Linked DNA regions of Homo sapiens: region 2 is linked to region 1. Evidence: read pairs that join two places in POLR2A ChIA-PET (ENCODE). Cell type or tissue: Panc1. All regions are shown on one strand. Each heading gives the region's core, and the rest is flanking DNA. Links, peaks and the distances in the headings are about the cores only.

Region 1 (7,805 bases), core at 1,621-6,620:
CACAGGAGCTGTTCTGCTCCTGCACTTTAAAAATTCTGGTTGGTAGCTTTTTCTCCAACTCAGTGAGCTACCTGACTCCTGTGGTAATGTTGTCTTTCTTCCTTTTTTCTTTTGTTTAAGTGATTCAGAGTCATTTAGAATACCAATAATAATTTACACGTGATTCTCAAGCAGCCTAAAAATGGAAAAGCATTCCTGCCAGAATCTAACTTCTCTCTAGGAATTAATTCCATTTTATACTTTCATTCAAACTCAGTTTCCATAGATAGAGCATAGTTTGAGTGATGGATCTTGGAAGATGAGCCAGTATGCAAAAAGGAATACAGAAGGGAAACACATCGATCTGAATTAACCTTCTGGTTAAGCTGCCAGTAACTGCTGTGGAACAAGACAGGAGTAGGGCTTTAGAGACCAAAATATAGTTTGGGACAGACCAGACCATATTCCACGTAATACAGACTAAGGCTTTCACCAGTTCTTTGATAGACTTAGTATCAACACCCCATGGATGGTCTTTAGGGAATTTTGAATACAATGGCACCTAAGTTAGCAGTATCATAACTGGTTATGATTTTCATTCCCGGTTATGATCCAATAATTCAAAATCCTCCCAGATAATGTAAGATCTATATGTGTCCTATCTGACTACCGTTGTCAAAATTCTGGTGGAGAAAATCAGGCCCGCAGGATTAGCTATCCAAATGTAGTTTATTTCTGTCTCGGAGTGGTCCACCATCGGGACTGGCTTCACAGGCAAGTGACCTATGCAGTCACCCAGGGCCAGCCTCAGAAGGGCCCCACACTTTGTCTAGTGCTGTGCCATAGCCATCCTGAAATTTCTAATTTTTTTTTTTCTTTGAGCTTGCGTTTTGTAAATGAAGTCCAATGGGGCAATAGAGCATGGGCAATGAGCAGAACAGACTTTTTATCATGTGCATGGTCCTGGTCCTCACCACCCCATGTGCCTTTGAGATGCACCATGAGTATAGAATCCTGGTTGGCCCATATGCATTGGAGTTCAGCAGGACTCAAAGGGAGTTCAAGGTCAGTGTGTTATGTGTACAATTGAGTGAGTGGGGGGCCTGAGGAGTCCTGAAGGCTGTGCTTTCTGTTCCAGCCAGAGCTTTCTTCACATGCAGAAAGGAGGCAGTGGTATCCTGAAAAACATGAATGACCAAGGAATCCTGCCATGGCCTCTCTTATTTTTGTTAGCTCCCTGTAGTCGCCAACCATGTACTGAAAATGATGGCATAGAAGGAAAGGGAAAGACAGGCCATTTCCTATCTTTCCTTTCTGTCCTTCCTTCCTCATCAGTAAGCCAAAGGCAGAGTGTATTGGTAGCAGGTGTGCACATGAAGAAGTGAAACAAAAAGAATGAGGGTTTTGTTTTTGTGCAGCGTTTTCACTCTTTTGGAGAGAATAAACATATATGAATGTATGAAATAGGAAATAGGAATTGTGTGGCTTTGGTGATTCCATATAAGAGTTAAGTGCCCTTATATTTGCATTTAAACCTCATAATTGCATTTTAAATTATATTGCACAATACTAATATGAATGAGAAAATTCAAGCTAATAATTTAAGGGTTTAATTTTTCTTTCCTTAGAATAATATTAAACAAAGAGATAACAAACATCACGGCAAGGCCAGAGAGAAACTGCAGAAGAAAGAGAAATGAGATCTGTATTTTAGTTAGTACCCTGGATGGGACTTTTTCCTGTTATTTGAACAAGGGCTCCCACATTTTCATCTGGCACTGAGCCCTGCAAATTATGAAGCCAGCCCTTCCCACAAGTGCATGAAGCATCAGTTCATGTCGCTTTGGGACATTTTGGTTGCAGTATGACGGGGGCAGAAGTGGACATTGAGAAGGATTTGTATGAACATCATGAAGTGAGCCACAGGGCAATAAAAAACAGTCTGGAAGGAAGGTGGTGGCTGTAGCTAGTGTTCTTTAGCAGCTCACTTTGTGCAACCTGTAAGGAACAAGAGAGACAGCATCCCTAAACAAGGGATGCTTTGTGTAAAGACGCAGGAAACTGCTCAGATAAGAGCAATTTCGAGCTGAGAAGTGATGTCATAGAAAGGCTCTTTTCTCTTATAATCACTGATAACCTTCTGTCTATTACTTGAGTTCAATACTGGGATATATTTGTGCAGAAAAGCTGAGAGCTTGCTCTCAGAAAATCCAGGGAACAGTGTAACAGATCAATTGATTTGTCAAGCACAGGCAGACAGAAACAATTTCCTTGGCTAGACTTAGTTAATGCAGATGGCTGCTTCCTTTACCTTATAATACACCTCACACTGGCCATGGATCGTGTTCCCAGAGGATGTCACTATTTCCCTGGAAAGCTCTAGGCTCTTTCTCTAGGCATTTTGAAAGAAGAAATAAAACAGCACAGCAAGAGCCTGAGGAAGCCATTAGCAGGAGGTGGGTGTACCTGAGAGAACAGTTAGATTAGTAACATGGCTGCTGGTAGTCATGTTAAAACCAGTCCTGCCTCCATTTTCTGTGTCCAGTCACCAATAGTGCACATGAAGCTCCTGGGGGAAAGGAAGACAAAGAACTTGCCAACCAAATGCTAATTCTTGATACCTGAAGTGTCAGCTCCAAGTTTCTGTCTGATTGACAGTGATGGCAAGCTATCCAGAAGCACAAGATGATGTTCTTAAGCATTGTAGCTTAAGAACTTAACCAGGCTACAGCCTGATCACCCTACTCCACGCCTCTTCTTCCCTGCACCCACTCTATGGCTTATCTTAATACTTTGAAGGCAGGGAAGAGAAGAGGAAAGGCAGTTGCCCCACACCACTCCCCTGGCCAGTATACAAATATTCATTACACTCTTCACATTAAAATGCTCCAACCATGGCTAGTCGTATACAAGAGAGATGGCCCGAGTGCTAGACGAAAGGCATTCCATTGGTAACTTCTCTGTTTTCGGAACACTCTGACAACCCTAAAGTAGCTTTTAATTCCCTGCTGACACCATAGCATTCTTCCCTTCATGCCTTTATTGATGCCGTTCCCTCTGTTGGGATGCCTTCCCTACTTCTTCACTGGCTAGTATTCATTGATCCCATTTCCTCTTCCTCTGGGCTACACCAGAAAGACTACATTTCCCAGCCTTCTTTGCTATTGGTGTAGTCATGTGACTGAGTTCTAGCCCATAGCATGTGAGCAGAAGTGATGCGGGCCACTCCCAGGCCTGACCTATAAGAACCTCCTACACAAGATCTTCCAAGCTCTTCACCTTCTACAGACTACAGCAGAGGACCACAGCAACTTGGAGAGCCACGGAATAAGGGTGGTGGGGCCATAGGAAGGCAGCGGTCCAGGTTCTTTAATCACCACTTGGGAGAGCAACACCTGCTGATGACCAGGACCATCTATTTGGGACTCTACCCCAGTGAAAAATAAACTTTTATTATGTGTAGGAGTTATCTGTTTCAGCAGCCAGTGTTCCTATAACTAGCAGAACTGACTTTTGATAATATTGCCCCTCTTTCTAGGGATCATGACACAATTGTAACCCAGGTGTTTACTGCTGAGAGTCCTCTAGCCAGCTGGAGGCTCCCTGTTCCTTGATATTTAATTTTAAAGGCTGAAATTCCCTTATACTCAGGGGACGTTTCAGAGCTCTCCCTCTCCCACCTCCGTCCCCACTAATATCCCCTGGGGTTTCTGAAAGACATTTCTCCTAGTCTTATCTTGCTCTGATATCACACGAGTTAGAAAGGATATGATAGGGTTCTTGGTTGTTTCTTAGAGTAACATTGCCTTTTTTCTGTGTTGCAAGCAAGTACTGGTTTGAAGGGAAAGTGTGGTTTCTTGGGGCTGTCAGTGGCTTGCTTCTTCACTGGCAGACCCAATGCATTCTCTTTGTACTTGTTACCAGGGCAGCTCTGATGAAATAACTGGGAAAGTTTTTTTTTTTTTCTTACTGTTTTTCCTTAGTCCCTTAATTTACAAGCGCAGCTGCTTAAAGAAACCGAATGGCCTGAGATGGCGCCAGAGCTTCTTGACCCCTGACTAGATACCAGAGGGAGCTAACACTCCCAAACTGGCACAAACAGGAATAGACGACCCCTAGTTGCCTTTGGGTCATCAACATATCATAATAATGTTAAAATTCCCTCCCCTAAAAGAAAATCTCTACCATTTTGTGTACATGTGATATATGAAGAAATTTTTATAAATTTGAGCTTGGGTGTCTGGAGTCCCACCCTCCACATGCTAACAATGCCTCTCCCTCCCTGTACCCAGTCCTTCACAACCCCACGCCTTCTATTGTTTAGGGAGAAGGTGCATTTAGAGCAAGAGATCACGTTCTTCATTCTCTGGCCAGTGAATGAAACCTGACGGCCTTTTCCAATTGGATATTCTTTCTTTGAGACCGACATCAACTTGGGAAAGAATTTAGTTTGTTGGTGACATACTCAGTTTGTTGGTGACGTTCTCACTTTGAGTCTTGCTGAACCTCCACACTCCATGGAACCACTGGGTCCGGAATTGGTGGGTTCTTGGTCTTGCTGACTTCAAGAATGAAGCCGCGGACCCTGGTGGTGAGTGTTACAGTTCTTAAAGATGGTGTGTCCGGAGTTTGTTCCTTCTGATGTTCGAACATGTCCAGAGTTTTTTCCTTTTGGTGGGTTCGTGGTCTTGCGGACTTCAGGAGTGAAGCTGCAGACCTTCGCAGTGAGTGTTACAGTTCATAAAGGCGGCGCGTCTGGAGTTGTTCGTTCCTCTGGGTGGGTTCCTGGTCTCACTGACTTCAGGAGTGAAGCTGCAGACCTTCGCCGTGAGTGTTACAGCTCTTAAAGGCAGTGCGTCTGGAGTTGTCTGGTCCTCCCCGGTGGGTTCATGGTCTCTATGGCTTCAGGAGTGAAGCTGCAGACCTTTGTGGTGAGTGTTACAGCTCATAAAGGTGTTGTGGACCCAAAGAGTGAGCAGCAGCATGATTTATTGCAAAGAGCAAAAGAACAAAGCTTCCACGGCGTGGAAGGGGACCCAAGCGGGTTGCCGCTGCTGGCTTGGGTGGCCTGCTTTTATTCCCTTATCTGGACCCACCCACATCCTGCTGATTGGTCCATTTTACAGAGAGCTGATTGGTCTGTTTTACAGACCGATTGGTCTGTAACAAACCTTTAGCTAGACACAGAGTGCTGATTGGTGCGTTTACAATCGTTTAGCTAGACAGAAAAGTTCTCCAAGTCCCCACCCCACCCAGAAGCCCAGCCGGCTTCACCTCTCACCGCCAGCATCCATCCTCTGCTGCTGGGGCATTGCAAATGTTCTATGGGAATGGGCAGCAAAGAGCAGCTGACATGCATATTACGCCTCCTCCATGCTCCTGCGCATGTGCTGCTGCCCCATGGACTTCACTTACAGAGCAGAGTTCAGCAATAATTTTAAGAGGGCATGAGCACAGCATTAAATCTTAAATGGGGCTCTTTCAGCTTGGGGCCCTATGCAACCTCAACGGCTATGGGCCTGTGAAGCTGGCTTTGAAGAAGGACATTTCTCCCACTCCTCTCTCCAGCAGGCAGAGCCTCTGAGTGGGGACTGAGATGAAAGGACAGATCAGGAAGGAATTGATGAGGACTGTGCGAGATGTAAAAGCTTCTTCTGACTCTTCCACTGAAATCACCAGTCATGCTTGTGAGGTGGATTTTCCTCTGGGAATGTAATTAAGTGCTGAGTCATGCTTCAGGCCTGGTGGGGACAAAAATATAGCTAGAAGCTGGGGCACTGGCGTACAGGATACACACTGCCTCTTGCCCTCTTTGGATTCTCTGTCTTCCCTAGCTCTTCTCACCTCGTCTTGGATTGAGCCTGTTCCCACCTCCGTTTGTCCTTCCTTCTTGCATTGCCTTTGGAAATGCAAAACATATCTTACTCTATTTGCAAAACAATTTGCTTTCTCCTTGAATTCCTCTTGTTGATCCTGCCTGGATAGGCCAAATTGTCCCATCAAGGTGATCTGCTTAACAAAACAAAAACAAAACAAATACACAAACAAAAAGCTGGGTTTATTTCCTTACGGAATTTGACTACCAGCATTTATGTGTTTTTTTCTCCTGGATTCTCTGGTAGCAAACCTCCATGACATGGCTTAGGACCCTCAGAAAGCCTTTCCAGGCTCCCAGGTGGGTTTGGGAGCTCTTCCTTGGGTCTCCTTTAAAATCACATGTGTATCTCACATACAAATGCATAGACATATACACATTGTCAAAGACAGACCCAGCTAGATGTTAGTTAAAGCAGTGAAAACAGATTTTATTCAGTAATTACTGATGGGAGGAGAAAGAACTGAACTCCATTGTGATTTGCATAGAGGTGACTGGGATTGCAAAGGGAGTGAGGGAGTAGGGAGGGGGTAAGCAGGGGCTCAGCAGATTCAGAGAGGCAAAGAACTGCGAAGGGTTGGCCAGCATTAATGCCTTTGGGCCAGCTGTGTTTGTGAGTTGACAAGTTAGGATTCTACCCACCTACTGAGATGGGGGACAGGGGCCCTAGCCTTCCTGATGATGACTTTTCACAGTAATGGCTTTCGGGTCCTTGAGAAGGATACTTCAGAGTTACAGGAGATGCATATTCACAAATGTAAGCCCTTTTTGTTTTTATTTTTAAATAAATGTTATTGTGTATATTTAAGGTACACAACATGATGTTATGAGATACTATATAGTAACATGGTTACTACAGTGAAACAAAATAACGTTTGATCATCTCACGCAGTTGCTCATCAGTCCCCACCCCAGAGCAGTTATAATCTACTCATTCAGCAAAAATTCTGAATACAATACACAGTTATTAACTATATTTTTCATATTGCACATGTAGAATGAGCAAGTCTAAGCCCTTCCTTGTAAATGCTCTAAGGAAAGAGTCAGGAACCTAACATAAGGTGTTGGCTTGAACAAATAGTAAATTCTCCTGGCAGGTTTTAGCTTCCTCAGGCAGGCATTTAAGTAGGGGCTGGGGCATCCTATGGACAGGGACGCTAGAAGCCAGGCTAGAGTTGGGTCATCTCTTAGTACAGAGGTTTGTACTGAGTCATTAGGTGCCCAGAGTTCTGCAGTTCTCAACATATACATAATCTTTTTCAATCAACTTCCAGAGATTCTCATACCACAGCATAAGCCAGCCCTGCCTAGAGAAAGCTCACTTTTACAGACCATGTTCTAAGCTCCAAAGGGCAGTAGTAAAAAAAAAAGAAGAAAAAAACGGATCCAGTGCAAAATATTGTGCCCCCCTAAAGACCTGATCTGGACTTCCTAATCCCACAGTCGAGAACCATGGAATTCATAAACTTTCTCCTTCCTCACCAGGCTGCCAGGAAGCTCAGGTTTAAGTGACTTGGTTAATCATTAACAACTAGGCTAGCTATGGGGGTTAGCAAATAGGTGTTCCATTTTTTTTCTACTGTTTTGGTTTTCTATTTTTATTTCTGTAACCTTGTTGTTTATATTAACATGGGGATGAGGATGGAGAAGTGGGAAAAGAAACAAACTAAAAAACAGATACTTCGCTCATGCTGAAGTTCTGCCTCCAACGTTTTCATGAATTGTATGTGATGTGGTGTGGAGTGTTATAAGCTTCATTCATTCATTAAGAATTCCTGGGATGAGTATTTAACGAGCATGCCCTTCACACAGAGCACAGTTGTCAGGGCACAGTCCACTGGGGGAAGGGAGGGCCTTAGTTTTCTACTACAGCATAACAAATTACCAGAAATGTAGCAGTTTACAACATACATTTATTGTCTCACAGTTTCCACAAGTCTGGAATCCAAGC
Region 2 (7,393 bases), core at 1,421-6,420, 270 kb after region 1:
TATAACACTCCAATACCACCTTGTTGTCAGTGTAAACAAGGGTGTAGCCCAAAAGCACTGAGGCCACTGACAACCCATAGCCTTCCTATCAAAAATCCTTAACCCAGCAGCTTTCCTAACAGGGGATCTAAATCTTAACTAATAACCATACAAAGGTCTGACCAGACCTAGGAGGAACTCCCTTCAGGACAGGACAATAGATGGTTCCTCCCAAGTGATTGAGGAAAAAAGACACAATGGGTATTCAGTAAATGATAAAGAAACTTATAAAAGCAGAGTTAGGAAAATTGCCTAATAATTGGTCTGCTCAAATGTGTGAGTTGTTTGCACTCAGCCAAACCTTAAAGTACTTACAGAATCAGGAAGGAGCCATCTATACCAATTCTAAGTTAATATGGACTGAAAGAGGTTTTATTAATAGCAAAGAAAAATTAAAATCCCAAACTTACAAGGTTTTCAACTAAAGTAAAGTTTGCTAAAAGTTAACAGTGTAACATGTATTATCCTACTAACAAACACTCTTAAAGGATTTCTCAGACAGTTTGCAAGAAATAACGAAGTCTATCCTTACTCCACAATCCCAAATAGACTCTTTGGCAGCAGTGACTCTCCAAAACCGCCAAGGCCTAGACCTCCTCACTGCTGAGAAAGGAGGACTCTGCACCTTCTTAGGGGAAGAGTGTTGTTTTTACACTAACCAGTCAGGGATAGTATGAGATGCCAACCGGCATTTACAGGAAAAGGCTTCTGAAATCAGACAATGCCTTTCAAACTCTTATACCAACCTCTGGAGTTGGGCAACATGGCTTCTCCCCTTTCTAGGTCCTGTGACAGCCATCCTGCTATTACTTGCCTTTGGGCACTGTATTTTTAACCTCCTTGTCAAATTTATTTCCTCTAGGATTGAGGCCATCAAGCTACAGATGGTCTTACAAATGGAACCCCAAATGAGCTCAACTAATAACTTCTACCAAGCACCCCTGGACCAACCCACTGGCCCTTTCACTGGCCTAAAGAGTTCCCCTCTGGAGGGTACTACAGCTGCAGGGCCCCTTCTTTGCCCCTATCCAGCAGGAAGTAGCTAGAACGGTCATTGCCCAATTCCCAACAGCAGTTGGGGTGTCCTGCTTAGAGGGGGGATTGAGAGGTGAAGCCAGCAGGGCTTCTGGGTCAGGGGACTTGGAGAACTTTTCTGTCTAGCTAAAGGTTTGTAAACACACCAATCAGCACTCTGTAAAAACGCACCAATCAGCATTCTGTGTCTAGCTAAAGCACTGTAAATGCATCAATAATCACTCTGTAAAATAGATCAATCAGCAGGATGTGGGCGGGGCCAAATAAGGGAATAAAAGCTGGCCACCCGAGCCAGCAGCAGCAACCCACTTGGGTCCCCTTCCATGCTATGGAAGCTTTGTTCTTTTGCTCTTCACAATAAATCTTGCTGCTGCTCACTCTTTGGGTCCACACTACCTTTATGAGCTGTAACACTCACCGCAGAGGTCTGCGGCTTCACTCCTGAAGTCAACGAGACCAAGAACCCACCAGAAGGAACCAATTCCGAACACACTTCTCTCTGCTGCCGCCACCTTCAGCATATAACTTCTATTTTGTGATTCAAGACAGCCTCCCAAGCAACACCACCAGGACTGCATTTGAGCCAGCAGGAAGAGGGAAGGGGAGAGGAAAGGCCACTCTTTCTTCCTTGAGGATGCAACTTCCGCTTGCACCCCAGGAGGCCCAGCTCAGTCCCGTGGCCATGCAGCTTTAAAGAAAGCTAAAAATGTTTGTCTAGCCAAGCGGGTAACTGAAAATAGGCAGTTCTATTACCAGGAGAGAAGGGAGGATAGATACAGAAGGACAAGTAGCAATCTCTACAAGTGTAAATTAGAACCTTCTGGACGCCAATTTGACAATATGTGGAACCCACATGTCAGCTACCTCTATCCCTTGCTACTCAAAATGTGGTCATCAGACCAGCATCACCTGGAAGTTTGTTAAAAATGCAAAATATCGGGCCTGCCTACTACTAAATCATAATTTGCATTTAAACAGTATCCTTCAGTGATTTGTTTGCACGTTAAAGTTGGAGAAGCACTGATCTAGACAGTGGTTTTCAATTGTGGCTGTACATTGGAATAACCCGGGAACTTTCAAAACTCTCCTGATGCCTGGGCCACACCCAAAGAGCATTGAATTTAATTGGCCTGGTGAAATCCTAGGCTTCTGTGGTTCCAAAGTGCTCCCCTGGGTGATTCTCTTGTGCAGCTAAGGTGGCAAACCACTGCTCTGGGCTATTTGGGGGAAAGGAATTGTCTCACAATTACTCCTGAGTCAGACCCAAACTGCACTTTCTTATCTTCCTTGCTAGAAATCCACTTTAGCTTTCTTCTGCTTTATTTCTTTCTGGAGTGAAGTGGCACAATCACAGCACACTGCTGCCTCGAACCCCATCCCCCATCCCCTGGCTCAAGGAATCCTCCTGCCTCAGCCTCCCGAGTAACGGGGACTACAGTCATACACTACCACCTCCAGCTAACTTTTCTTTATAGCTTTGTAGAGACCGGTTCTCTTTATGTTGCCCAGGCTGGTGTCTGACTCCTGGGTTCAATTGATCTTCCAGCCTCGGCCTCCCAAAATGCTGGGAATACAGGGTGAGCCACCACATTTGTCCTCTTCTGCTTTCTTGACCATACCTCATCCCATTTTCTTCTTGTTTGCTGTGCCAGTGCATATTTAATGATGGTTTGGGAATAATGCAGAAAGTTATCCTGTAGCACAGAGTAGCACATGACCTAAAACTGGAAGTCAGTCACACGTCCCTGCCTTTTAGTGCCCCACCCCGGGATTTTCCACGGGGCCCCTCCTCTGCAGCTGGCCCCACGACACTGCTCATTGCTCCTCCTCTCCCTCCACTCCTCCCTTGAAGCCCTAAGGGAGGTACTCCTTGAAACTTACACATTCTTTATCATTGTGCAGAGTAAATTGTGTCTTTTCTCATTATGTTGTTCCTCTGAGGGCTCTCTTTTCACATTAAATGATTCATTAGTAGGGGCAAGGAGGGGTTGCCAAAAACTCTGCTCTGGAGGGAAAGTATGCCACTCCCTTGGGAGACAGAGCAATTATGGCAAACGGTGTTTTAAATAATAATAATAAAATAATTCCTCTTTATCATTATGCATTTCCAAACTCTTTTAGAATTCATGCCTGACTCAGGACCCAGAAACCATTTTTTGTTTGTTGTTTGTTTGTTTGTTTCAAGATGGGTTCCCACTCTTTCGCCCAGGCTGGAGTGCAGTGGTGAGATCTTGGCTCGCTCCAACTTCCGCTTCCCAGGCTCAAGTGATTCTCCAGCCTCAGCCTCCTGAGTAGCTGGGACTACAGGTGCAAACCACCAACGCCCACCTAATTTTTGTATTTTTTGTAGAGATGGGGTTTCACCATGTTGCCCAGGCTTGTCTCAAATTCCTAAGCTAAAAGTGATCCACCCGCCTCAGCCTCCCAAAGTGCTGGGATTATAAGCATGAGTCACTGCACCCAGCCCAGAAACCATGTAAATGTTGATAAATTGACTTCTTAAAAGTAAAAGTTTTTGTACGTTGAAAACATACTGTAAGCAGAGTCAAAAGACAAGTGGCAAAATGGGGGGACACACACCCCATTTCACAGACGAAGAGCTAATCTCCCCAGGACATGAAGAGTTCTTAAAAAGCAAGAAGGAAAAAGCTAACAATTCAGTTTTTAAATTGGCAGAAGATATGAATGGCTAAAGTTAAGAGAAAATAGAATCAAAGGCACCTTACACATAAAAAATATAAAAATCTGTTTAACTTCACTTATAATTAGATAAATGTAATTTGAAATTACACTGAGAGGTTTCTGTTTTCTGATCCAGCATGTAGTGAGTTTGAAAGTTGTCACTCCATCCTAACAAGAAAAAGCCTGGACAGGCTGAAAAATCAACAACCCTTCTTAGATCTGCCAGAGATTTGAAGTCACGGGGCAAACCATTTCCCAAGCACTGGAGAGAGAGGAAGGTACAGAGAATTCCAACTCACTGAAGTGGAATCCCAGAAGCAGAAACATCCAGTGTAAGTGGGGGGTGGGGGTGTTTCGTTTTGTTTTGTTTTTGTAGAGACGGGGCCGCACTCTGTTGCCCAGGCTGGTCTTGAACTCCTAGCCTCAAGCGATCCTCCCTCCTCAGCTGGGATGTCAGGCGTGCTGGGATGACAGGTGTGAGCCACCATGCCTGGCCCAATGGAAGTAGTACTAGATATGTCATGACTGGCTTTCAACAGAAAAGTGCAAGGCACACTAACAGGCAAAAACAGTTTGAAAAGACAGAGCAAGCATCAGAGCACATTCAGATATGACAGGGGTGTTGGAGCTATTACACTAGGAATTTAAAATAATTATGAAGAGTATGCTAAGGGCTCTAATGGACAACATGTAAGAACAGATGGGTAAGTGGATATCCATATGCAGAAGACCTCAATCTATGAAACTACTAAAAGAAAACAATGAGGAAACTCTCCAGGACATTGATCTGGGCAAAGATTTCTTGAGTATACCCCACAAGCACAGGCGACCAAAGCAAAAACAGACAAATGGGATCACATCAAGTTAAAAAGTTTCTGCATAGCAAAGGAAACAACAGACTAGGCATGGTGCCTCGCAACTGTAATCCCAGCACTTTAGGAGGCTGAAATGGGCAGATCACCTGAGGTCAGGAGTTCAAGACCAGCCTGGCCAATATGGTGAAACCCTGTCTCTATTAAAAATACAAAAATTAGCCAGGTGTGGTGGTGTGCACCTGTAATTCCAGCTATTCAGGTGGCTGAGGCCCGAGAATCGCTTGAATCCGGGAGGCGGAGGTGGCAGTAAGCCAAGATTATGCCACTACCCTCCAGCCTGGGTAATGGAGTAAGATTCTGTCTCAAAAAAAAAAAAAAAAAAAAAAGAAGAAGAAGAAGAAGAAACAATCAACAAAGAAAAGAGACAACCCACAGTATGGGAGAAAATATTTGCAAATTATCCATCTGACAAGAGATTAATAACCAGAATATATAAGGAGCTCAAACAATTCTACAGGAAAATATTCTAATACTCCAACTTAAATATGGGCAAAGGATCTGAACAGACATTTCTCCAAAGAAGACATACAGATGGCAAACAGGCATCTGAAAAGGTGCTTAACATCACAGATCATCAAAGAAATGCAAATCAAAACTACAAAGAGGTATCATCTCACCTCAGTTAAAATGGCTTATATCCAAAAGCAATAACAAATGTTGGCGAGGATGTGGAAAAAAGGGAATCCTTGTACACTGTTTGGGGGAATGTAAATTAGTACAACCACTATGGAGAACAGTTTGGAGGTTCCTCATAAAGCTAAAAATAGGGCTATCATATAATCCAGCAATTCACTGCTAAGTATATACCCCAAAAAAGGAAATCAATATATCAAAGCAATATCTGCACTCCCATGTTTTGCAGCACTATTCATAACAGCCAAGATTTGGAAGCAACATAAGTGTCTATCAACAGATGAATGGATAAAGAAAATGTGGTTACATATACACAATGGAGCACTATTCAGCCATAAAAAGGAACAAGATGCTGCCACTTGCCACAACATGGATGGAACTGGAGGTCTTTATGTTAAGTGAAATAAGCCAGGCACAGAAAGACAAATGTCACATGTTCTCATTCATTTGTAGAAGCTAAAAATTAAAACAATTGAACTCATGAAGACAGAGAGTAGAATGATGGTTACCAGAGCCTAGGCACAGTGGAGGGGAAGAAAGTGGGGATGACTAATGCGTACAAAAAAAAAGTTAGATAGAAGAAATAAGATCTAGTATTTGGGGCTAGGCGTGGTGGCTCACACCTATAATTCCAGCAGTTTGAGAGGCCAAGGTGGGTGGATACCTTGAGGTTGGAAGTTCGAGACCAGCCTGGACAACATGGCAAAACCCCATCTCTACTAAAAATACAAAAATTACCTGAGCATGTTGATGCATGCCTGTAATCCCAGCTACTCAGGAGGCTGAGGCAGGAGAATCACTTGAACCCGTGAGGCAGAAGTTGCAGTGAGCCAAGATCACACCACTGCACTCCAGCCTGGGCGACAGAGCAAGACTCTATTTCAAAAAAAAAAAAAATCTAGTATTTGGTAGCACAACAGAGTGTCTACAGTCAATAATAATTTATTATATATTTTTAAATAACTAGAAGAGTATAATTGGAATGTTTATAATGCAAAGAAATAATAAATGCTTGAGACGATGGATACCCATTTACCTTGATGTGATTATTATGCCTTGTATGCCTGTATCGAAATTTCTCATATGCCCCATAAATATATATACCTACCATGTACCCACTAAAAACTAAAAATTTAAAAAAAAACAGATGGGCAATGTAATTAAGGAGATAGAAATTCTAAGAAAGAATCAGAAAGACAAGCTAGAATTAAAAAACATGTAATAGAAAGCATATATATAAAAATATATATACCTACTATATACCCATTAAAAATTAAAAATTAAATAAAAAAACATGGGCAATGTAATCAAGGAGATACAAATTCTAAGAAAGAATCAAAAAGACATGCTAGAAATAAAAAACATGTAACAGGAAGAATGCCTTTGATGGACTCATTAGTAGACTAGACACAGCTGAGGAAAGAACGTCTGAGCTTGAGGATATGTCAACAGAAGCTTCCCAAACTGAAAAGAGAAAGTGGGGGGTGGAAACTGGAACAGAATATCCAAGAACTGTACATAAGTTACAGTGGGAATACAAAGAGAAGAAAAAGAGTAAGGAACAGAAGAAATATTTGATGCAAAAATGACAAATATTCCCAAATTAATGTCAGACACCAAACCACAGATCCAAGAAGTTCAGAGAACACCAAGGAGGGATAAACGTGTCAAAAAATCTACACTTAGGCATATCATACTCAAACTGAAGAAAACGAAACATAAAGAAAATATTTGGGCTTTGGGTGATAATGATGTGTCAATGTAGGTTCATTGATTGTAGCAAATAATGTACCACTCCTCTGGGGAAGAAAGTTGATAGTGGAGGAGTCCACTGGGGGAAAAAAAAAAGGCTGCAATGGTGCACTGCATTAGAGGCAGAAAAAAAAAAGCCCAGCCATGTGAATTCAGGCTATGTGCAGCTGTCATCCAATTCTTGTTAACCTTCAGGCTAGAATTTTATTTGAAGGACTAAATTTTATCCATGGCTGCCTATACAATCTGCAATGTCTATGCTTCTAAAAAAGAAGTTCTCTAATAAAAATAAAATTATATTCTGCTAAAAGCTGTAATTTTTACATACTGCAGCCCAGACAATTGGAAAGTGTATTTTCTTAAAAATTTCACTTAAA

What was found. Peaks named below come from ENCODE experiments on the same cell type or tissue, not always from the same donor. Only the 100,000 strongest peaks of a DNase experiment are listed, where the experiment ranks them.
Region 2: POLR2A ChIA-PET joins it to region 1 with 5 read pairs; 1 of 35 experiments calls an interaction of 5 or more read pairs at or near these places.

Annotation. Positions count from the first base shown.
Region 1 is chr7:36,761,168-36,768,972 of GRCh38, reverse strand. No RefSeq gene overlaps it. Among named protein-coding and RNA genes, the nearest start is that of AOAH, 41 kb to the right of the region's middle. RefSeq lists an enhancer at 5,261-6,460. In Panc1, for the core only: CTCF peaks have their summits at 3,783 and 3,982; no DNase peak of the experiment used is centred there; H3K27ac peaks cover 299 bases.
Region 2 is chr7:36,493,443-36,500,835 of GRCh38, reverse strand. No RefSeq gene overlaps it. Among named protein-coding and RNA genes, the nearest start is that of AOAH-IT1, 100 kb to the left of the region's middle. In Panc1, for the core only: no CTCF peak of the experiment used is centred there; no DNase peak of the experiment used is centred there; H3K27ac peaks cover 942 bases.